2 separate regions of the Homo sapiens genome follow, and region 1 is linked to region 2. Evidence: read pairs that join two places in POLR2A ChIA-PET (ENCODE). Cell type or tissue: CD4-positive, alpha-beta T cell. All regions are shown on one strand. Each heading gives the region's core, and the rest is flanking DNA. Links, peaks and the distances in the headings are about the cores only.

Region 1 (12,167 bases), core at 2,808-10,807, 51 kb after region 2:
TTTACTCATTTATTTTACCATTATCTTGGTTGGACCCTAGTCTCACTGACTGCAAGTCATGACTAAAGAGACAATCACCTCACCCTTTTCCCTTCCTCCCTAGCTTGGTCACTAAAGTAGGAACTGCTGCCCTCTCAGCAGTGGCTGTAGCCCTTTTCCCTCCCCAGCACCTCATGCACTCTCTACAAGGAAGGACACTCATCTCTTTGGCAACCTAGAAGCAGGAACTGAGCAAGGACAGACTGACCCTTTGTTCTCTCTGTCAGGCCAGCTTGCCCAAACATGGGTTTGGTCTCATCTCCAGTTCTACAGGATGTGAGCACCCTGCCTCTGCAAAAGAGGCATGTGGCTTGGTGTTGTGTTCAATTTAGGAAAATCAAAGGAAGTCCATGGTTTGTATCACAGTTCAAGTCACGTTCTCCAATGTAGCCTTATTGATAATACAGTTGGTATTATACTGCCTGATACTGTCTGGCCTTATTAATAATAAAGCTGATATTACACTTTCCCTCTGTCTGACTTTGCTGGACTAATTATTGACTTGAAGAGGCATGAAAATTATCAGCCTCAAAACACTAACCACAACGAAAGTTGAATGTAAACAAGTACATATTTTTAAATATTAACTTTATAAACATGTTTTTAAGATTAAATTGCAGTGCAGGTAACTCCTACCTAAAAAGGTGCATTGCCTTTGACTGCAATTCTGGCAATTTGTTCCAAAGAAACAATTCAGAATCTGTGCAAACTTTTAGTTAGAATATATGCACTTCATCACAGTACTGCATAAGGTGGGGAAAAAGGTGATACAATCTAAATGTCTACCAATAAAATACTGGTTAAATAAATTAGGCAATCTATTAAAAATGATGTTACAGAAGATTATTTATTAATAGAAAAAGATATACATAATAAGTTGGTGGCAAAAAAGCAAGTTGCAAAATGATACCTTATGTTCCTATTGCCATGAATATATAACAAGTATTTGTGTTTGTTTACCTACATTTATATGTGTGCACAGAAAGAAGTCTAAAAGGCCACACAGAAAAAGTGATCGTCTTTAACAATGTGATCCTGGGAATTTAATATTTGGTATTATTTTTGCTTATTTGAATTTTCTAATTTTTCCAGTGAACATGTATTGCTTTTTAAATTTCTTTTTATTTTAATAAAAATGGTTAAGCATTTTTGAAATTTTCAAGAAAATTGTAACAATTTCTCTTCTGCTTTCAATTTTAATCAATATTATGATGAATTTAATAAGTACTTTGTATTCTTAAAGGTAAATATGGCTATTTTAAATGAAAACAAACAAGTCTTTAGACCTTAAGGAACCGTATTAAATTGGGGCAGGTTACTGCTGTCGCTGACGATGGATCCTTGTCTTTAACACCGGGAGTATAACACTCACCCCAGTTTTCACATTAGGATTAAATTAAATATGACAACCCTGTAAGGTGCCTCGCACAGTATGTAGCACAAGGTAGTAGCAAAAAAAAAAAAAAAAAAAAAAATCAGTTGCTTTCCCTTCTTTTTCAAGCAAAAAAAAACCAAAAAACTTGAGTTTTAACTTAAAATTCTAATGTATGAATACAAATAAGAAAAAAAAATAATTCAAGCAATGATTATTTTCCTAACACTGCCAGACAGCTGACTGGTCAGCCCAACTGTAATAAACAGTAAATATTATTTACTTCATATTTTGGTTTTGTTACAGACTTTAAGATGCCAAAACAAAGTCTAATATATTTGAGATAAGATTTCAGCACCTTTTTCCCTCGATCCAGGTCATTTTAACCAGTATACAAAGATGATATGACCATAATTATTTTAAGGTACCATTTATAGTGTTCAAAATTGAGGGATCCTGTACAAAGAAAGCTGCATCCAATATATAAATATTTAACATTCATGGGATTTTACTGAAAGAAAAAGAAAAGTCCTGAAAGGAAAGAAGCTGGAATTTCCCAGGAGGCTAGAAAAACATTGATTTCTCCTTGCTGTTCAGCCAACACATCCCTTTGGACGTGATCCTTTTCGGTGACAAGAAAGCTAGAAAAATTTAAGCCAGAAGGAAATTCGAAGGGCAAAAAAAAATAACTTGCCCATTGTCCTTCATACGGCTCCTGGATATCCTTTCTCTATAATTTTTGCAGTAGAGAGAAAACCCCAGCTCCTATGGGATTAAGGGGGAAAAAAAAATCTCCTAACCAAAAACATATTCTTACCTCAATTCAACTCCATTCAAGTAGTTAAGAGTTATCTGGCAATTTCATATCAAATATTAGAAGGATATGAGACTTTCGGCTAACAAACCTGAAATTTAGAAATCTGTTCCCTCATACGTCTCATTCCCTTTCATGGTGGATTACGGTGCTAAAGAAGAAAATCTGCTGCTCTCCTAACAATCACAAGGAAAGCGAGCCCAAGAGAGGAAAATCAGATCTGTAAAAATACGATGACATTCCCCTGAATTTTTATTTATGCAAACATTTTCTAAAGGTTTGTGTAAGGCCTTCACCCAGTATCCAAATTCTGAGTCAGCATGATGGCACAATAGGAACCGAAAGTTTCTTCCCTTTCTCTGGAGTTTCCCGGGTAGAGTCAAGCACTTCTTATAGCTGCAGAAATCCCACCAGGTGGGGCCCAAGGCACTGACTTACACCATCTTAGACTCCTGCTCTGCGGCCACAGCTAGAAAACAGCGCTTTTGCAGGCTTTGTGCCATATGAACTTCTCATCAATCAGATCAGGTAGACAAGCCCGATATTAATATGCCATTTAACCTTCCCAAAGTTTTCAGAAGAAGATGATGGAGACCCGACATTAGATCTCAGGTCTTTTAACATCTAGCCTAGTCCTTCCCTTCTCTATGTTTAGCCATCATAGGGCACTGCCTACCTATCTCTCCCTAATTAAGGCTCAAAAATTTTGTTCACCACATTGCAAAAGGATAGAATCAATTTACAAAACACAATGGCCTAGAAAAGTCAGCACTGAGGCTGCCATGTGTATTTGAAAAGGACAGAACTTTTTAATAGCTGAAAATACCTCGTGATACTGAAAAAAAAGTTCCTTCTATTGCCAAGAGAATAAAAATGAATTGAAAAGCATTAACCACATGATTCTGAAACATACTTGAAGATGGTTTTCTTTTTACTAGTATTGTGTTTCCATCTCAAGAATCCTTCTGAAAAAAGCAGTTTTATCATCTCCATTTCTTCAATTAGGTTTCTAGGACCTAACTAACAGATAAGTACTTCCTAAGATAAATCCTCATATGAGGGTCTAGTCCATTCTTTATTTATTCCAGTAGTGCACTCCCCCGGCTGACTGTTTTCAGGAGTTATCTGGAAACTCTATATTCTATAAGGAGTAGTTTTGACTTCCTCATTAAAAACACTGGTCTAATGCTACTTTATTCACCAATGCAAAAAATAAGAGAAAAAGTAAAATAATCAAATACTAAGGATTACTTAGTAAACACTTTCAAGTTTTACTTTTCACGTAGCATTTGGTTTCATAAAGACAGATCATTTGGAAATATCCAGAAAACACACATGCAAAATTTCTTCTACATTCTTTATTAACTCAGCACATTTACTGAGGTTTCTACTCTGTGCTAGGCTGACTGTAACTAACATAATTCATCAGCAGTCCCTGAGTTTAAACTGGAGGACTGCTGATGATAGTCCCCCAGTTACTTTATGATGGTAACTGATTACTAGATGATTAACTATCATCAACATTTTTTATAATTTTTATTGTAAGGTTTCCAGGATTAAAAAAGATTTATAAAAATATCTTAGTAAAAACGCAAATATCATGTTATTGCTTGTAAGTGTGAGCTAAATAATGTGGACATAGAGTGTCAAACGATAGACAGTAGAGACTCAGAAGGGTGAGGGGGTAGGAGGGGGGTGATGATGAGAAATTTCTTAATGGATATGTTATCTGGATGATGGATACTATAAAAGCCCTGACTTCACCACTATGCAATCTATGTATGTAACAAAATTACACTTGTACTCCATAAACTTATACAAATAAAAGAAATATATCTTAGTAGGTCAAATTTTAAAATTTTGCTTTGGTTACTGTTTCATTCAGAAGCTGACAACAATAATAAAAGAAAATTAAGCTACCCTAGAACCACTCTCCTTTTTAGAGACCCTAACTTATATCTACCTCTTCATTCTCTCTCTCTCTCTCTCTCTATATATATATACACACACACACACACACACACACACACACACACACACACAAACACACATATAGCTCTTTCGCCCAGGCTGGATGCAATGGTGCGATCTGGGCTCACTGCAACCTCAGACTCCTGGGTTCAAGAGATTCTCCTGCCTCAGCCTCCTGAGTAGCTTGGCACCTGCCACCAAGCCCAGCTAATTTTTGTATTTTTTAGTAGAGATGGGGTTTCACCATGTTGGTCAGGCTGGTCTCAAACTCCTGACCTCAGGTGATCCACCTGCCTCGAGCAATAGGCAACTTTTTACAGGTGAACATAACAATGACAATAAATTACTATGATGAAGATCAAAATTTCATCTGCAAAACTGTCATCAAGTTCCACATAGGGTTATGTGTGAGCATAGGTAGACACAACGGTCAACAAATCCAGCTTTTTAAAGATTCTACTTGTCCCTAGCTAGCTGCAAAAATAAACTGTATTTCTAGACACTCTGTGATGCAACCTTCTCTGCTAGTCCTATTTCTCCTACAAATGGAAAAATGGGGTTGGCAACAAAACTCTTGCTTGCTCTGCACTGCCCTTGCAATTTTCCCTATACAGATTGAAGGCATGTGAGTACCATCGCTCAGTGAGCTTTGTAAGTGATCTAGAGATAACAAGTGGATAATTGCAGCAGGTTTACAGGTTTAGCTACAGTGGGTATTATACAAATGCACTCTTTTACAGAGACTTTATAATCCTCTACACAGCCTCTGCTAACAGTCTGCAAATAGTCCCAGCTAGATTATCAGAATTTCTGAGTTAGCAATGCCTCCTGCTCCCTGTCCAGTCCTCTGCTCAACTCCCCGCTCTTCACTTTGGTACAGATTAACTCCCAACTCCCCCCACCTCCACCCCCAGTCTTTGTTGTTGTTCTCTAGGATATTTTAAGGCTTTCATCTTCTCTATCTGAGATACTGGATGATTTATATCCCTAAAAGAGTTTATAGCAGAGTCCACAGTTCCTAGGCAGGTAATTCAAGATCATAATATTTAAAAAGTAATCATGAACCTAAAGTATAATTTTTAAATTATCTGAATAAAATCCAATGGCTGCCTTTTCTAAATAAGTAAGGACATGTAAGGATAGCACAGAAGAGTACTAAGTGTCTTGATTACTACAGTATTAGCTTCCTACAGATTGGCTCAGCTCAGCACAAACACTTAAGCAACAGCTTCAAAGAGGACAAGTTTTAAATGAACATTCCCTTAAAAAAAGAGAGAGAGAGAGAGAGCGCGCAACCTTTAGTCCCAGGACAGCAGCACCTACATAATGCTGAGCTCTACTTTTACCTGGGAATAAAACATATATGTTTTTCTGCTTGCTACAGACAGTGCTGGCATGTTTTCTCTTTAAATTCCAAGTCTTTTACCAAAATCAAAAGGAAATCAGCTTTATAAAATTCCAGTCATGTCTATGATACATAAATGAGGAACAAAAGGAGTCAAAAATGAAGTGTTTTGATTGCTCAAAAAAAAATTCAATCACATAAACCCAAATGGTTCTGTCTAAAGAACATTAAAAAAAAAAAACTCATCCGCTACAAAATTGATATTATAGCAAGTGCTTGTGAGTCTACAAATTCAAGTCCAGAGAGTCCCATTTGTGAGACCCTACCTCTGCTCTGTTAAATCACATAAGGGTCTCGGACCACAGGGAAGACTCGATCAAAATAATGAGGTTGATGAGAGCAAATCTAAGACCTGTATGGGAGTGGAAAAAATACTTCAAAAGCAAGATTTTTGCGGATTGGCTCAATGGTCTTTTTTTTAGTGTGTGGTCTTTTTTTTTTAAGACTATCTTTTGGGTTGTTCTCATGTCTTTATCAATGAAGAAGAAACTACTAGGGTCATTTCAAAAAAACTATCTGAGTAAGAACCAGGCATGTAAATGCAATATTAGCTCTGCAAGGGTTACATGTAGTATGGCTTCCTGGCACACTTAAATAAGCAAACTGGCCATAAGGTATTTGATGGGGGAATGGCAAGCGCTTCCAATTATTCTGACTATGATCCTGTCCCAAATTGTAGCAATGCCATGAAGGAGGGATCAAACAGGAAACTTTGGGGGCTCTGAGGAATTTTCCCACACATTCTCCTGACATCTATATATACATTTGAGTTAGAATAATACACTTTCTAAAACTTATTCTCCACTTGAAGGGGAAAACTCAATGTGTTTAGCTTCAAAAAGTGCACAACTTAAAATAGAAAAGTGAAAATTATTTATAGGTTAAGTCAAATTCAATAGCTTCTTGCAATAAAGTGAAAAGATACTCTACCTTAAAAATCTTGCATGAGATATAAGCCTTAGTCTCCATCTATCCTTGAATATTATTTATGTGATTATTTTCAAAGGTATCCAACAATGTCACGTACAGTGGTACATTCAGAAGCTTACTGATTAGACAAGTCCAACTTAGTTCCTTAATTCCAGATGTGAACAATGACAAAATCAGATTTTAGCTGTTTATAAGCAAGTACAAATATGCAGGGTAGGTAAGACAAAGTTATAATAGGTATAATTCTGTTTAATAGAAACCAAAGTGTTGATTCCCTTAAGGTAAAAGTCACAACAGAACTAAGTTATACAAGGTAATTAGAAAAGAACTCATGGAACATTTTCATAGCAATTTCTACTTTAAAAAAATAAACATTTTAAAAGATAGCTGAAATGAGAACACCCATATCTTTCCTTTCCCACCTAAAAATTGACTCTTAGAAAGATCACAAAGAACCAAAAACAATGAAGTTTGCAGCGCTACACTGACCAGGTGTTATTGTGGTTTGATGTGACTGAGCTGCAACGTTTGCTGCAGCTTCCTGCACTGTGTTGCTTTTCCCTCCCCAAGCATCTGAAGAGAAATGAGATGTTTCTTTTCTAAGGTGTTAAACATTTGGGTTGCATGCGGGACAAATGGAAGATTGACGCCTAAGATGAATAACCACAGTGCATTAGGCCAGTGGGAACTTTCACTACATTAAAGCTGGCCAAGCTCACCATTCACACGGTGTTCAGGCACACAACTGCCAGAGCCAAACTAGGGATGTAAAGAACTATTTTTTTCTTTTAATACTTTACCATTGGCCTACAGGGATTTTCATAAATAAAGTTCAGAGAACGAAAGGTTTGGGAGTATGCTTTTAATAAACTCTCCAGGGTCCTGGCTCTAAAATATTTAACAGGCTTCTGCATCTTCTCTTCACTCTCTGTGAAGAAGACCAACTCAAGCCAAAGTTTACTATGCCCTAAGAACTCACGCTGACACCAAATATGTCATGATAGGTGCTTTCTTCTTAGACCCAATTTATCTGAACTAAGAATTCTTATTTAAAATTCTGTGAGAGACCCATTCATAAGATTTCTGGTATAGACACATTCACACCCCTAAGGATTCCAGTTCTAGAAGGATGTAATTTGCCAATTAAAATTCCCCTTGAGAAGAAAAAAAGCTGAGTAGGTGAAAGTGGTGCTCCTGAACAGGTAATACTGTATATTGGTCATAGGTAAAATCTGTTCCAGGATACACACAGTAGCATTTGTCTAAAAAATAAGCAAAAGCATATGCACTTTTTATAATTAGATTCCAGCAGAAACATTTCTCTGCATGCCAGTTGGCCATAGCTGGTATCCTCTGGATTGTCTGCAGTTAGATACAAACAGAAGACTGTTTAGGGAAGGAGTGGTCAGGTCCCTCCCCCACCCCAGGTGTTTTTCCAGTCCTAACACTTTTGGGAAGCAGATGCAGTAAACAAGCAATTGTTTGTAATGGAAATTCAAGAAGCAGGATGCCAAGGGGATGCTCCCATCCTAAGCCCAAACACAAATGGTCACCATGCTCCTGACACCCTAGATGAAAATCTATCACTGTGGATGTTAGTGACACAAACACTCAGCCCTGCTAAGGACAGAGTTAAAGAGCAAGAAGGCAGAAGTGTGGTTAGGGGTGAAGAAGAGAGGCTGTCTTCCGGTTAGTGTTTTTGATCTCCGACACATTAAAAACAGCTGTTAGGTATTAAAAACCAAAGATTGTAACTCACTTCGGTTGGACCCTAAAAAAAAAATTTACATAGTCTTGTGGTTACAGCTGAAAAGCTTCTGGAATTGTGCAAACTGCAGAATATCTCAAGAAAACATGCCTAAAATAAATACATCCTAATATTTAACAGAATAAAGCAAAGCAACAGATAACAGGGTAAGGTAACTGTTTCCTGACCACACCTCTTTCCTACACTTTACCCAGACCAACATTTATTCTGGCCACAAATCTTTCCTAAACAATGAATGACTGTTTGATTCACTGACCTCAAAATTTTAATACATACACTAACAATAAATACCTTCTATCAAAAGATATTTTCTATCAAAATTTCAAAATGACTAGTATACTGGTAGATTGGGAGAAAAGACTGTGGAAACACAAGGCAGAATGCTGGCATAAAGAGGAAGATCAGCTTAATTTTCAATATTCTTAGGGATTGCTTATAAATACCAATAAATTTTCATTATATTGATTTTTTAAAATTACCATTTTGAAAGGAGAAGTAGCTGATCTTTTTAAGAAATAAATTCCACAAATGCTGTATACTCACAGCTGAAAAACGTAAGGCTGTTTTGTGGCTATTTTCTATTGTCACCAACACTACTTTGATTTGGAAAGATTATTTGTTATTCTGAAAATGATTTAACAGGAATCTTCAAATATTCCTTATCTAAAACATATTCTCCTTCCCTTCTCCACCCCCTCCAAAAACAGCAAAAAAACCTGCCCAAATATTAAAGAGATATCTATATATTTGTATGTTTTGTTCAAAAATTTAAAGTCTCCTACAACTTTTAAAACTCAAGCATTTATTTGAGGGGCCTCTAAATATTAAACTATTTTTGCTTTTTTAAATTACTTTTTAAGTAGGAGATTCATCCTCATCACACAGACATCTTTATCATTAAATACTTGAAAAGCCTTAAAATAAAATATGAAATACCTATTTCTTACAGCAACCATCACAAGATCTCCCTCAAGATTAGAACCCCAAGATCTCCACTTTAACTACTATATAAAAATTAGAAAAAGCTTATTCCTTAGCTGAGAGATCAAATATCCTTTAGCAATTTATTGGAAAATAATTACAATAACATCTAAATTGCAGTGCTCAAAGTGATCATATTTGATATAAGTATCATTTCAACAACTGAAGATTATGTGTAATGATAACCACAAATACTCTTGTTGATAACTGTTGATTTTGAGCCACTATTCTCTGCTAGTGAATCTTCTCACTCCCAGATTTTGTTCACTAAGGTATTAACAACGTTACTCTTCCCAGATGTTTGTGACTGATTTTTTTCAGTTGGTAGAAACACTGGGCAAGTAAGTCAAACACTATAGGTTCCATTTTACAATCTGAGATTTGACCTCCAGGGCTGTCAGTGAGACTGGAACCCTAATCCCCGAGACCCATAGACATGTGTTTTTCATTGGGGGTTAGGTGATAAAGGGAGAGTGGGGCTGGAGAGAAGGTAAATATATTGATGGGTCAGTAAAAAGTCCGTCACCAACGCTGGTGGGCTAATTCTAAGAGAGAACTCCATCACCAGCACATTTTACATCTACATACTACACAAGTTACCATTTAGGTATTTTCTCACTTAAATGAGGTTTCCACTTCCTAAGAGAAATATCATCAAATAAACCTGAAATTCTTTATAATGTTATGCATTTGCATAATGCAGTTATAATACCACTGCATTTTTAGAATTTTAAAAGTTAACTAAACCACAAGATTAAAAAAAAAAGGAACAACTTTCATTAGGGTTATCTTTGAGTGATGCTTTCTCAACAATTGACAATAAAGCAAAAATAACTCATCCCCGCCAAACCGATCCTAAGGAAACATTGGCCGATACAATAAAACAAGACACCATTTGAAAAGCCAAAGTAACATAACAAACATTCAGCTCCAAATGAGCTAAAGTAGCTCTGATTCTAGAAAGCTTGTGGGCATTAAAAGCTATACAGTCCTTACTTAGCTGAAAAAGTAAATCAATTTTTTCCTCTCATCAGCATAGAATGCACAATACTCATAAAATCAGGGATTTGTTGATGTAACTTCACTTGATTTTATAACTTATGATCTGTTACATATTTATTTTAATCAATAAGCCAAAAGCTAAAATTTCAAAGGCAAGACATCAAAGGTAGCACTGTTTTAAGGTGGCCATTCCTCATAACAGCTCTTATTTAGCAACGACTAGTTATATATAATGAAAGCATTACCAATGAGTTTGGAAAAATAAACATTCTGCCAAAATACAAATCAATTTGCACTTCTGAACATAATTTGCAACATCAGCATGTTACTTACTGTTCTCGGGATGGGTGGAGAAAGAGATCCATTTGACATGTATGGGTCGTTATTCATATTTGGCATCATTATGTACCCGGAATAACTCGAGTAGGAGGGTCCCTTGTTGTAGAGGCCTCCATCTGGATGCTTTCCTGGGAAGATCCAAAGAACAATCAATGATGCACTGACTTCCCTTTTATATTACTGTATTTTTCATCTGAAAATCTAATAGTTCTAAGATAAATCAGACCCTACATAAAAGATTTGTTTACAAAATACTGTAACTGGATTATTATGCTCTATTTTAGATTGACAGTATTTATTCTCTTAAATAGCTTAGCAGCAAACCAGATGTTTTAAAAACATGTAGTTCAAACAGTTCTTCCACTACTGACTGATGTTTTTACAAAAATAAGTGTTATCCATCTAACTTAATTTGTTCTAATACTAACAAACTGGACTAAAATATACAGAACACACACAACTTTAAAAATGTAATATAAATATATTAGGCCATCTAGCTACACACAAACACAGAGATTTATACACTTGAAATTATGTTTTGCCTTGTAGACAAACTCAAAGATTCTACCTGTGCTTGCAGATTTCTAGAAAAATTTCTAGATTCTACTGAAAGAGTTGTTATCTAGTATATAGGCAACTATCTAAATTTATAAAGGATTAACTCTGGGAGGCTTAATTTTATGTGCTACACTTAGATCATTTTGCCAAAAAATTTCTGTTCGATATGTGTATTTCTTCTTGTTAATCTGTGTAACTATCTTGTAGCTGAGGAAGAAGCCTAATATATAATTCTCTTCCCTGCTCCTGGTTGACATATTGTATGTAAAAACACTTCATTTCAGTTAGGCCAATTGTTAAGTAATTAATGGAAAACAGATAGGCTGACAAGAAATCCCTAAGGTTACTTGATTCTTTTAAAGTCACAAAGAATTCTCCTTAAGTCTAAATACATATGTATGTAATTTTAAAGTTTTTAGCAAGAATCAGAAATAGGGAGAAAGGGTATCATTTCTGATATGCACATTCCTAATTATAAGTTTTATATTTTTACAAGTTAGATTCTGCTCTGCTCATTTACTGCCGGCCTTTTCACTGTAATAAGGAACAAGAAACAGCAATTTTGCAAGTGAAAATCCACTCAAAACTATTCTGGTTGGAAAATAAATCGATATATACTGTCGTTCTTCTTAATAATATATTAAAAATACTAAAGATCTAAGCTAATTAGGATTTAAGGTAAGATGAGGAAGAGAAAAACTCATTGTAGACATTCCCTCTTCCCAAAGAATCTGGAACCCACCTGAAATCCAAGGGTCCCTAACTCATTCAAAAACAGTTTTTAAATTATGTAATATATATTAGAGGTAAGCCATAAGTTTCCTGCGTTTTCTTTACCATTAAAATAGTGGGCATAGTCTGACCTAGTCCCAGTTTCTTGAACTCAAAAGTAACAAAACACACCTATTTATACAAATTGCACCCCTTATCTGCTAAAGTCAGAAGAAGTAGAATGGGTGTCTTACCGTCATCGGGGTGTTCTCTGGCC
Region 2 (12,167 bases), core at 1,495-9,494:
ATGTCAAGAAAGAATGTAAGCTATTCTTGCATATTCAGAAAAATCCCATCCACAGAACAAAGAAACATCCATTTTAAGGAATGAATTTATGTGCCTATGTTTTTCACCTTCCCCTTAATTTTCCAGTTTACGCTACAAATTTCTTCACGCTCTCAATTCTTCCAGCTAACTAGAAATGCTCAAGATATCTTCTCTACCTTGTTACATCTAATTCTTGACCATAATTACAACTGATTTCACCGGAATTTGGATATATCTATTAAAAGATCTGTGGGAATTCATTTTCTCCACACACCCTATTTAATCATTTCAATGTGTAAATGTGGAGACACTGTAAGTCAATGTAAATAATGTTTTCTTTTGCTTAACATAACCTGAATTTTTCCTTCTCCTCTTACTACTAATTCAGTTGTTTTCTCTAAAGAAAAGTGTTAATTTAACTCCCTCTTCCTCTTAAAAAATTCTAAGTAGTTGATGTTTTGAGGTTTAAAGATATTCAAAAGAAATAGAAAACAGTTTTGCAGTTCCTCAAAAAGGTAAACATAGAACTACCATACGACCCAGTGATGCCACTCCTTCTGAAAGAATTGAAATCATATATTCACATGAATACACATATACAAATGTTAACAATGTTAAAAACTGAAAACAACTCAAAATGTCCATCAACTGATGAATGGATAAACAAATTGTGGTACATATAATGCAATGTAATATTATTCATCTATGAAAAAGAAGAAAGTACTGACATTCAATGGATGAACTCTGAAAACATTCTGTTAAGTGAATAAACCATAAACAGAAAGGCCACATATTATATGATATGTATATGTATATGTATATGAAATGTCCGGACCAGGCAAAGTCATAGTAACAAAGTAGATGAGGGGTTGCCAGGGGCTAAGTGGAGGCAGTAATTGAGAATGACTGCTAACAGATACCGGGTTTCTGTTTGGAGTGATGGAATTAGACAGTGGTGATAGTTGTACAACATAGTGAATATACCAAAAACCACTGATTGAAGGCTAATTTTACTTTATACAGAAGGCAAATCCAAGTGAAATTTTACCAAGTGAAATTTATATATATATAAAAATACAATAAATATTATATATAAATTATATATATAAAATATATATATAAATTATTATATAATAATAATATACATATTATATCTCTGAACATTGTAATTTCACATGTAGTGATGACAGGGGAATTCCAGCAAGCTAAAATTGGGATGCTATATAACCAGTGTCCAACCCACAGCAAAGTACGACATATTGTATATGTTTAGGCAGACAGGTGACACCCAAACTATCGTATGAAGGACATACCTATGAATGCTCTTTCCCACTCCCCGCCCTCAATTCCTGGGCCTATCTCCCCATGATGGCAAAAGGGCTGTTATTAGTTTTCCTTGCCCCTCCCCTTCCAGGGCTCTCTCTGGAGTTCCATAAATGGCATCAATCTGACTCTCTGGGGGCATGCCGGTGAACTGACAGCTAGGAGTTGGAGGTGTGCCTTTTCAGGTATCCTCCAAACTGCCAGAGGACAATTAGGGAATGTGCAAGCCTCCTGGGAGTCCGCACTGTCTTCTAGGCTTGTTCTCAGCTGCCAGGTGAGAGATAGGCATGTGACACGGGAGCTGAAGAGAACGTGCAGACTCTAAAATCACAGGCATGAGCAAAAGTCTCTGTCATCAGGCCCAGTTAGTCTTCATCAATAACCTGGAAACGATACATATTTAACCCTCAGAGCTTAATACTATGGGTTTACGTTTTTCCTACATTTAAAAACACTGCTTTTTTTAAACTTAAAATTGCATGAAGAATCCACTTTTTTTTTTTTTTTTTGAGATGGAGTCTTGCTCTGTTGCCCAGGCTGGAGTGCAGTGGCACAATCTTGGCTCACCACAACCTCTGCCTCCCGGGTTCCAGCAATTCTCCTGCCTCAGCCTCCTGAGTAGCTGGGACTACAGACGTGTGCCACCACACCCGGCTAATTTTTGTATTTTTAGTAGAGACGGAGTTTCACTATGTTGGCCAGGCTGGTCTCGAACTCCTGACAGCAGGTGATCTGCCCGCCTCAGCCTCTCAAAGTGATGGGATTACAGGTGTGAGCCTCCACGCCCAGCCTGAACCCGCTTTTAATATCCACTCCTTAAGAAGACTACTAGGGTTCTAATGAAAAGGTTAAAAGCCACTCTTTGAATTTCAAAAATTGTTTTTACCTCAAACATCTCCATTTTCCCAAGTGTTTTCAAAATTAATTTTAATAATGTTTCAAATCATGAGTTGTACAGCTATGAATGAAAATTTTAAGTCTTCTATCTCGTTTCTCTATAGACCTGGTGAAATTCTTATGATAGAGCAATGGATATGATCCCATCTCTCCCAATTTAAGGTCTCTATCAAAGCTTTCATTAGCCTCCCATCACAGGATATGTGCAAAGTGACTCCTGGGCTTGAGATGAAATATTCATTTACCTTATAAAGAAAGGGGGGAAACTTCCACTTCAAAGTAATCAAGTGCAAAGCAGTTTATTAATGTAGAATTCCAGAGCTGAAGGAGCCTAAGCGTTCAATAAATTCTAACCACCCTCAGTCAGTCAATGACGAAAGTGATATTCAGACAAGTCAGGCAGCTGGGTCTGCAGTCGGGCTCCAAATGTTGCCACCCCGAATCCAGTGCCCCACCTGGGATACAAAGCTACTACCAGACCCAGTCACAAATGCTCAGAGGTGAGCCCAGATATGGCTCAGGGAGATCAACGGTCTGATCAGTCAATTTCACCTATCCAACTCAAAAAGTACTTAAGTAAATAAATGCCTACCATGTTAAGGTGCTATCCCAAGGAAGCATGACAAGGAGACAAAGATAAGTAAAATCTCATCACTATTCCCAAGAAACTTAGTATCTACTCAAGGAGGTAAGACATATATGCAAACACCTATAATGTGTAATGTTAAGAACAAAACCAGCCATTAGGAGATGAAACTCCAGGCAGGAGGTAATAAGGAAGGGAAGAAGACAGTAACAGCCTGGGTGTGCCGGGTGAAGGGGAAAGGCCAGGAGAAAGAGGCTTCCAGGTTTTCAAGATTGAGGCTGCCTTTACGGACTAGGATGGGGCAGGCAGGCAGGATGAGGAAAGATGATGGGCTTCATTTTCAGTGTCCAGTGGAAGCAAGCCAGCGACAATATGGTGCACTGATGTACACACATTAGGGTACTTTTGTTGTCGTTTCATGCAACACAAGTTATAAAGTGACTTGTATGAGGTCATCGGGCTGCAAAGTGGTAGAGCCAGCACTAGACTCTAAAGCTCAACTTCTGGTTCCGAGCCATCCCATAGCTCCAGAAGACTACCTATCCTGGATGAGTTGCAAAGATCAGTGGGAGAAATACAAATTATTTTTCCAAAACCCAGTCAAGTTGGTCAAAAATATGCAAGAAAAAGTGACATTACATGGTCATCTAAAAACACTCACCAATGAAGGGGAGTTTACACATATTTACATTCCTTTTCTACTTCTGTGAGTGCACAGAGAGAGGAAACCCATCTGCATGGAGGCGGACACAGGTTGAAAAATGGGTAGTGACAGAAGAATGAGAAAAAATCAGACAGCAGGTCAGATACAAGCATTGTCACCCAGAGTCCAACAGCTGGCTGGTCACTTGTGCATGATTGGAAAATACAAAAAAACCCCACATCTCACATGCCTCTTAAGATAAAAAGACTCATTGATCTTGCTCGAAAGGAGTGAGCCTTTAAACAATCCACTCTCTCTGCCCCTCATTATGACTTTTATTGGTTTTATTCTGCACGAATATATGGACCCATGCCTCGGAAGAAGAGCTGAGGTCAATGACCTTTGCAGGCAAACTTGATAGAATTTATAAGCAGAGAGACAGAGAAAGGTGTTTTTTTTTTTTTCTTTTTTTGGTAAAGATCACACAGATCTAGCAGCCTGACTTCTGGGAAAAATATGAAATTTCGTAGAAAGTCTACAAAGAGAAAAAAAGACCAGAAGTATATGCACTGAAATGTAAACCACAATATTAACTTGTGAGACTATAGGTAATTTTCGTCTCTTATGCTTTCCAAAATTTTTATCTAGAATATTGTGCATAATCCTTACAATCAGGGAAAAGGCTTATTTTATTTTTTTTAAAGGGAAATGGTGGTGCTACTTGAGCTGTCTTGTAAAAAAAAAAATTGTATACTTTGAAATTTATTTTGGATAGTCACTGAAGTCAGATGCATATAAATTTTCTAGCTTTTCATAAAGTTTCTCCCTATGTTGCTGTCAAGGAAGTAACTATCATCTTTTTGTCACTCTCTGAGAACATTTTAGCTCTTCTGAAGGACAGTAAAATAGGATGTTATGTCCTTTGACTATCATGGAGTCTAACAGTCCAATTTCACTCTTCACCCCCGCCCCCCAACATGCTGCTTCTCACTGCCATTTTCCCCGTTACTGATAAGAGAAAGAACAACAGACAGAAAACCTACTACAGGCACATAACTCAAAAGGACAATTACCACATGAAGATGCTTATACTGATCTTCTAGATGCTTACAGCTAGGAGATCCCCAGAAAGCACAGCTCTCACAATTCAATTCAGAGTCAGACATCCACAGTGCTAAAGCGGGCTAGAAAGGGACAGGTCTCCTGGGCAGGGACAGGGAAAAGCAAAGCAAGCTACAAAGTGAGGCTGGTCTTCGCTTTAATTCAAGAGAGAGATGCAAGTTTCGATGAGACCCAACCATCTATTCAATCACTCTGGAAAGTGTATAGTTACAAAGGACCTCAACCTTGATACACAGCTTTTAACAGTGTGCTTCGACTTTGAGGTTTCCTTTCCAGTTGCTCAGACTTTCCACATCAACCTTCAGGTGCTTTGCAAGAGATGACTGTTTTGTAACAAGCCTAACATTGTGCTGGTAATAAAAAAAGGTCTTAGATTATCATCATCTTATCTGCAATCAGTTTGTCATAGCACCTCTTTCTTACTTTCAGCTTCTTCTAGATTTGACTCACTCGTAGTATACCCTTTCTCCTTGCAACCTGACCTGGTTAAGAGATGCAGCGCTAATAATATTTTTCTGGACTTGATTTTTCCTATCCAACCTAAAGCATGACATAAAGATGCTGTTCTCCTTCTGTATGTATAAAATAAATTATATTAAAATGTGGGAGATGTCCAGTGGTCTTGGAACTGGGGATACTTCCATCAAAATAAGAGCAGCCACACTGTCAGGAGAAACATGCAAGTGCTGCAGTCCCACTTGTTCATCTCACCAGACTTTTCCATGTGGTAAACAGGATCACTCAAGAAACCAATACAAATCACTAACTTCTCAGTTTCTTTATTTATAAGATACACATGCACTGCGTTAGGATTAGCAGTTAAATATTAGGATAAAAAATAAACAGAAAACAAGCAAACGAGCTCTTCCTGTTGAGCTGCAAGTTTCTCTCTCCTCCTTCATACTCTTACCCTCTTAATTACATTAAAAAGATCTGGACTGAAGATCGTACAAATAGAGTTGACTTATGTGTGTATTTCATTTTGTATCTGCAACCAGGAATACAGGATTGGAACCAGACCAAGGATCAAATTCAATAGGTCTCTCCAGTGTCCCCAGCTTAGCATGCAAACTTTGATGTGCAAAAACTTAACATTTCTACCTAGGGATGTAGTTTTGATAACAAAGGAGCTTGGCAGACAAAGGGTAATTTGTTAAATCTGCTAGAAGCTACTTATCTGCTGTGGGCATGCAATCTTTAGGCATATTTCAGTTAGCCCCTGTGCAGAACTAATTAAATTGGAGGAAAGAAGAGAAATCCACTCCTTGTAAGGCCATCAACTATTACGTCTCAGTGTTTTTAGCCTGAGCACTTCCTCGGCGCTCAATTCATTTCAATTATTAACAGACAGAAGCTAAACGCTGTTGACTTGCTGGAGGCTGTAATCACCTAGAAAGGCCTCTAAAAATGAAAAAGGGACAAGTTGTTTTCCAGTATGGAAGGTGATTAAGCATGAACTCCAGAGACAGACTGCCTGGGTTTGAATATCACTTCTGTCACTTACCAACTGGGTGATCTTTGGTAAGTCTCTCCATCTCCATGTGCCTAGTTTTTCCTCATTTGTAAAATGGTATTAAGAACAGAGTGACCCTTGAAGGACTGTATGAGCAGGACATGCATTAATATTTGCAAACCACTTAGAACAGCATCTGGCACATAGCAAGTACTATGTAAGTGTTAAAACAAAACATGTGAAGTGCTTAGAATGGTGACCAATAGGCACTAGATATTACCACTCCCATCTAATGTAAGTTTTAATCTAGAAAACAGAAGGCAAAACATTCAGGGTACTGAATAAGACATTCCCTCAGGTTCTAAACTATGGCCTCTTACTGTATACATAGAGATGGTTTTTTTAATCCAGAGAAGTTATTTTCCATCATCAAGTGTCCCAGGCTGAGATGGGAGGCTCTTGGGGAAGGGGGGCAGGCACAGCAGGTCTACAAAATACACACCTGCCCAGCCTCATAATTAAAAAGAAGTCACCATTAGAGAACACAGATTTGTTTGAAGTTCACGGGAGCTTTACCAATACAAATTAGTTTCTCCCAGTATTTCAAGCAATTATCACTTTTAAAGTCTAGTGGGGGAAAGGTGTGAAAGGGAAAGTAATGAGGATTTGTATTAGAACTGTTCTCTTCAGCAAGAGCACGAAGCCTCCAGTAGGAGGGGAGATGCAGAAGAATGGCAGGTGGCATTGTTGGCAAACAGTTTTCCAAGTAGAAAATTAACATTCTCCAAACAATACTTAACTGTTAAATGTTTCTGCCTTTCCTATTTTGAGTACAGCAGCAGGGGTCACTAAGTATTATAAACCATTTCCTTATAGAGCATGTTTTCACTTTCTAAAATTAACAAGTTTCACTATTCTTGTTTCTCTGAAGTCAGAATTTTTCTCAAACATGATACATTGCAGGCATTTACTATCTCTACAACTTAATAGCCTTACTACGCCCCTAGTGAAACTACTGCTTGTCTGTTGCCTAGAAGGTTGCTAATAGGATGATTGCAATTGTCTTTGAGATTGAATTTTTATGGATATTTTAAAGCAAAAAAACACAATGGAGCTTTTTTCCCCACTAAAGAGACAGACATATCAATGTTCTTTCTTTCTTTACTCTCCTAAGAATGGTATCACTGCTTCTCTCAGGAAATCACCACAGCTGATCTGTGCCCCACCCCCTGCAATGGGCACATCATGCGGGTCTCCTAGGTATGCGACAAGACTGACAGACCTGGCCTCAAACCTCGACCCTGCTCCCTTCCATCATCCTCGTTGAGTGACTTAACCGCTGCTTCCTCAGCTGTAAAATGAAGATAATATCCACCTTACAGTTTTGTAGTAAGAATTACAGAAAATATGCAGAATTCACAGCCCTTCATGGCTGCTTAGTAAGCACACTGCAATCTTTCCTATTATTTCAAACTTTGAGTAGGTCCTAGAACCATAATATCTCTGAAATCTGTCCAGACTCTAGGTTACAACTCATTTTATGGCATTTCAATGAAGATGAACACTTACTAAATTGGATGAAAGATAGGTAAACTAGTATATAGAAAGATGACCTAACAATTGGGTAAAATTGGATCAGTAATTTTCTCTAAGTTCTTCCAAGGCAAAATATAGTGCTAATCAATAACTACCCCCAATATTTCCATAGGATACACCAAATGAAAGAACACATAATGAAAAGGAAGAAAGAATTATTCATGTTAATGATGCAAACAGAGCCCCTGTAAGGACAAATGAAGAAATGCAAGATGTGCCCAGGTGGTTGTGACAGTCTCTGCCTTCCTTCCATTCCCACTGGCTTTTTTCCTGAATGTATCTAAAGCTGTGATGACTGCACAAGAGATGCATTATTATCCTGATTCTCAGCACATTGGCCTGTAGCTAATCTTTGAAAGCACCACCTGCTGAGTGTACCTGGGGACCCAGCCAATGAACTGCATCATTGACTAAGTCACCTTCCAGCAACCAGGCCATCTTGCAGGCCACACAACTCCTGCCTGAAGGGAGGAAAGGAGGGGAAAACAGGAGATGCCTGCAAAAAGTGATTCTTTATCTTTTGTAGCCACCATATATATTTCCAGCCCTAACTGTCATTTATTACCATTTACCTTATTTAATCAGAGGAGGAAGAGTAAAGAAAAAATGAGGTAGAGGGAGGCAAGAAAGGTGCTGGCATACAGGCCAGGCGTGGTGGCTCACGCCTGTAATCCTAGCACTTTGGGAGGCCAAGGCAGGTGAATTGCTTGAGCTCAGGAGTTCGAAACCAGCCTGGGCAACATGGCGAAACTCTGTCTCTACAAAAAAATACAAAAAAATTAGCAGGGCATGGTGGTGCACCCTTCCAGTCCAGCTACTCAGAAGGTTGAGGTGGGCGATCACCTAAGCTTGGGAGCTCCAGTGAGCTGTGATTGCGCCACTGTACTCTAGCCTGGGTGACAGACTGAGAACCTGTCTCAGGTTAAAAAGTAAAAGTACTGACATACAAAAAAAGTGGCAGCAGGATTTAGGTCCTAGTCTTATGGTGGACTATTGACACTGTATCTTCTCATCTGTGAAATCGACCCTGCCCTAATTCCCCTACAAGGCTCAGCAGCTAGTGATCTGAGTATGCAAAGAGCTCGGCTGTTGGAAACAGGCAAAAAACAGTGGTAATGACCTGTTGGGAGTTCAATGGTGCTAGGATGTTGGGAGGTCAGGCATTGATACACACTGTGTGGCTGCTGGGGCATTAGAAGCTTCCATCTCTGGAACCCTGTCCTATGAGCTTATGATGGTTTTCGTGTGGTCAGATGAAGGCTGTGAGGTCTCTGCTTCTGTAAGCAGAGGTCCAAGGACCAAAGCCAATACAAATAGCTCCTAGGCTTGAGAGTCAGTTTTTCGCTGCATGCCCCATGCCTGGGGTAGAGTGTTCTGATCCTGGTTTCTCCAGGCAATGAGAAAAATGTCCCTTGCAATGCCATTCAGGACTGTGTGATGGCCAGTCCCACCCACCCATGGGCACACAGCCATGAGGCAGTAAGAGGATGACGCCTGAAGCCAGACTGCCAGGGGCTGAATCTCAACTCTGACACTTATTGTACAACCTTGGGCATGTTACTTATTCTTTCTGTGCCTTGATTTTTCCTCATTGGAAAATAAGGATCATGATGACAGTACCTATTTCATAGGGTTGTTAAGGATTAAGTGAGCTGCTATTAGTTAAGTTCTTAGAATGATTTCTGGCTCGTAATGATATATAAGTATGTTTGTTAACTAGATAAAATGTAAAGATAAATCAGCATCAGCTGCACAGTAAACAAATGTCATTACCTGCAAGTGGGATTAGTACAAATAGTTTCACATAATTAGTATATGCTCCTGATTTTAATCCTATACCCTTGTAGAGAAACAGCCTTCTCAGAAAAGGCAGAGTCAAACCAGAGTCTAACTCTACAAAGTAAAATATTATCTGTCTCTAAGACATCCCCCAGCTACCCATTAAGTACACCATTAGACAATGTCATCAAAGCACTGTCAGAAACCACCCTGTTGGAGGAAAAACAACATTAGAATGGCAGAAGCCCAGGAATGGAAGCCTGATGCTGCCACATCTCTGAGCTGTGGAATGCTATCCGAGGTGAGATGTTCTTATAGTGAAACAGACAGGGTGTGTTTTTTAATTAATACAATGATGGAAACCATTCTCTTTGTTTAGTGCCATACAGTTCACTAAAGAGGAAGAAATACATTTTGCCAGTAAATCTATTCAGATTTTTCAATCTGGAAATCAGAAAGAAAGCTACATGGAACCAGATAGCATTTTGAGAACGGCAGAAAAAAGGTAGAAGAGCTCCAGAGCACTAGTTGCTGCCAGGGGCATGTGTCAGGGAGGAGAGCCAGCTGAGTTTGGGTGGGGGAAGTGCAGATCTCCGCAGCTGTGTTACAGGGGAGAAGGGAACACCTACTGAACGACTGTCTTTTGACAAGTCCTGAAACAAACCCACACACAAAGAAATTGTTGTGGGGGTGGGAGGGAAACGGGGACCAAAGTTAGGGAGTACCCACCCTGCCACAAGCCCACTGCCTGTACAGTCAGGCTCACCTAAAACATCCTGTTTTTGCCGCAGATCACAGCACCCTAAACCCAAGTCTGCATCTAGTGCTGTCAAAATACCAAAACATACAACAACTACAAATCTGCTCTTCGAAGAATTCAACAGGACCTCCCTGGCACTCCTTCAAATGGGAGGATGGGCAAATGCAAAACAGCAGTAATGTGTTGGGAGGGTGGGACCATGGATAAATTGCAGGTATGCATGTCGAGAGAAAAGTAAGAGAGGCAAGGAGGATGAAGCACTATGTGGCTATTTCTACTACTCAGCTACCCACTGTCACAAGTGCTTAGAATAATCATTTTGAATAAAAGAAAAGACGGATCCAATTGAAAGTTGCTTTGTTCTGCTTTCAGCTGTAAAAGATTTAGTTCTAGACCCTAAACTCATTTAAAAAACCACTATATGAAGACAAAGAATAAAAAATAAACACATAAGTTTAAAGCAATCTGGAGTTTTTTTTAAGGCAAGTATGTTATAGAAAATTCAAGAAGTTATGATTACTCAAAAATTTTGAGCTATTTATTAACATTTATCAAAAGCTATTCTTTTCATTGCAGAAAATCAGCATATTTAAGTCAGTAGTTACAGTCATACTCTGTGACTGTAATAGGCCAGTTATTTAGCATTTAGGCAAACAAACATAAAGGAAAAGTGTCCTTCAGAGATTTTCTCTCTTCTTTATTGTTAACCCACTTGGTAAGCAAACTAATTTAAAAAGTATTATCAGAGTCAAGTAAAGGAATCTGTAACAAGAAGCCAGGGAGGAGGACCAAGCTTGGCCTAAACGATAAAGGGTTTGTAAAAGCACTTTGTATGCAAAGAATCATATATATGATGATAATGATCATCATCATCACAGTCAAAACAGCAGGATAAGAAATGTCAACTAGGCCCTTCCAGAAAGTGGTTATTGCAGAAACAACACACAAGCATCTTATGTTAACAAGAAAAGGTCAAAATGAGGAAAACAGCAAAGCCATGGTGAAAAGGTAAGCAGTTTGGGGAAACAGCCCCAAGTGATGTGAAAACAAGAGTGTTTTCTAGATGTGGACGTTTAAGTGTGGTGCATATGAGCAGACAAACTCTGCGAGCTAAAGATATGGGACTTAATGTCTGAGGAGATAACACGAAAATACTGTGAGCAGCAGCCAAAGAGCAAGGAAAACACCTTGCCTTCTGGAAAAGGGTTTAAAGAGAGAGCCTTAGGACTTCCGTCAGGGGCTATCAGGTTACATCACGTTGAAGTGTATGTGCAATGTCTGAGAGAACTACCCTTCCTTGTTATAAATGGAACAGCCGGCTTCCTCTGTGAACAGAAACTCCAGAGACCACTGCCCTGCATTTGCCCAGGATGGAATTATCCCGAGCAGCACTTATGGGGCTCGAGGAGGGCAGGGAGCTGCTGCCTAAAAGGAACGGAATGGGATGGGATGGGACAGGAGGAGACGAGCATCCGAATTGTGCTCCCACTGGCCTGCTGTGGACAACCTAAATCCAGGAGGCTAAATTTAAAGAAGCAATTTATAATCCATTTTAGGTTGTAAGGCTTCAAATAAAGATCTATGTCCACATATAATTCCATGCGCACACCTATACTATCTGTTAGGGACAAAAAGTATCTACTGACAATGCAAGTATCCAAATTTATATATTGGAAATGAGCTATCCAAATAGATCAGAGATCAATAGACACAACTGAATGAATATGAGGGCAAGAACAGTAGTAGTAAGTAGAAACAGTGGTGAGACTTGATCAAGAGAAGTTACTCAGATATAATTCGGTTTAATACTGGGAAGCTACCCGCTCTCTCAGTGGCTATGGTGAGTCCATGTCATTCTTCTGCTATGTAACCTTGAGAAAATTTCTTTTTAAGTGTTAATTTTAAGATGGTTCACATTATTGGTCTTGCTAAATACAAGTGTGCTAATAACCCAAGAATTGGTAACTCTGAGCTCTATCTCAAAAAT

What was found. ChIA-PET counts read pairs that join two places held together with the same protein. Peaks named below come from ENCODE experiments on the same cell type or tissue, not always from the same donor. Only the 100,000 strongest peaks of a DNase experiment are listed, where the experiment ranks them.
Region 1: POLR2A ChIA-PET joins it to region 2 with 20 read pairs; 12 of 35 experiments call an interaction of 5 or more read pairs at or near these places.

Annotation. Positions count from the first base shown.
Region 1 is chr4:108,152,953-108,165,119 of GRCh38, forward strand. It overlaps LEF1 (lymphoid enhancer binding factor 1), which reads right to left. Exons shown (of 12, transcript NM_016269.5): 2 at 12,145-12,167; 3 at 10,616-10,749. Among named protein-coding and RNA genes, the nearest start is that of LEF1-AS1, 8.5 kb to the right of the region's middle. In CD4-positive, alpha-beta T cell, for the core only: no CTCF peak of the experiment used is centred there; DNase peaks (open chromatin) are centred at 7,059 and 8,219; H3K4me3 peaks cover 7,500 bases; H3K27ac peaks cover 1,543 bases.
Region 2 is chr4:108,103,346-108,115,512 of GRCh38, forward strand. All of the region lies in intron 3 of LEF1 (lymphoid enhancer binding factor 1), which reads right to left. Among named protein-coding and RNA genes, the nearest start is that of LEF1-AS1, 58 kb to the right of the region's middle. In CD4-positive, alpha-beta T cell, for the core only: no CTCF peak of the experiment used is centred there; DNase peaks (open chromatin) are centred at 3,966 and 4,886; H3K4me3 peaks cover 1,145 bases; H3K27ac peaks cover 6,140 bases.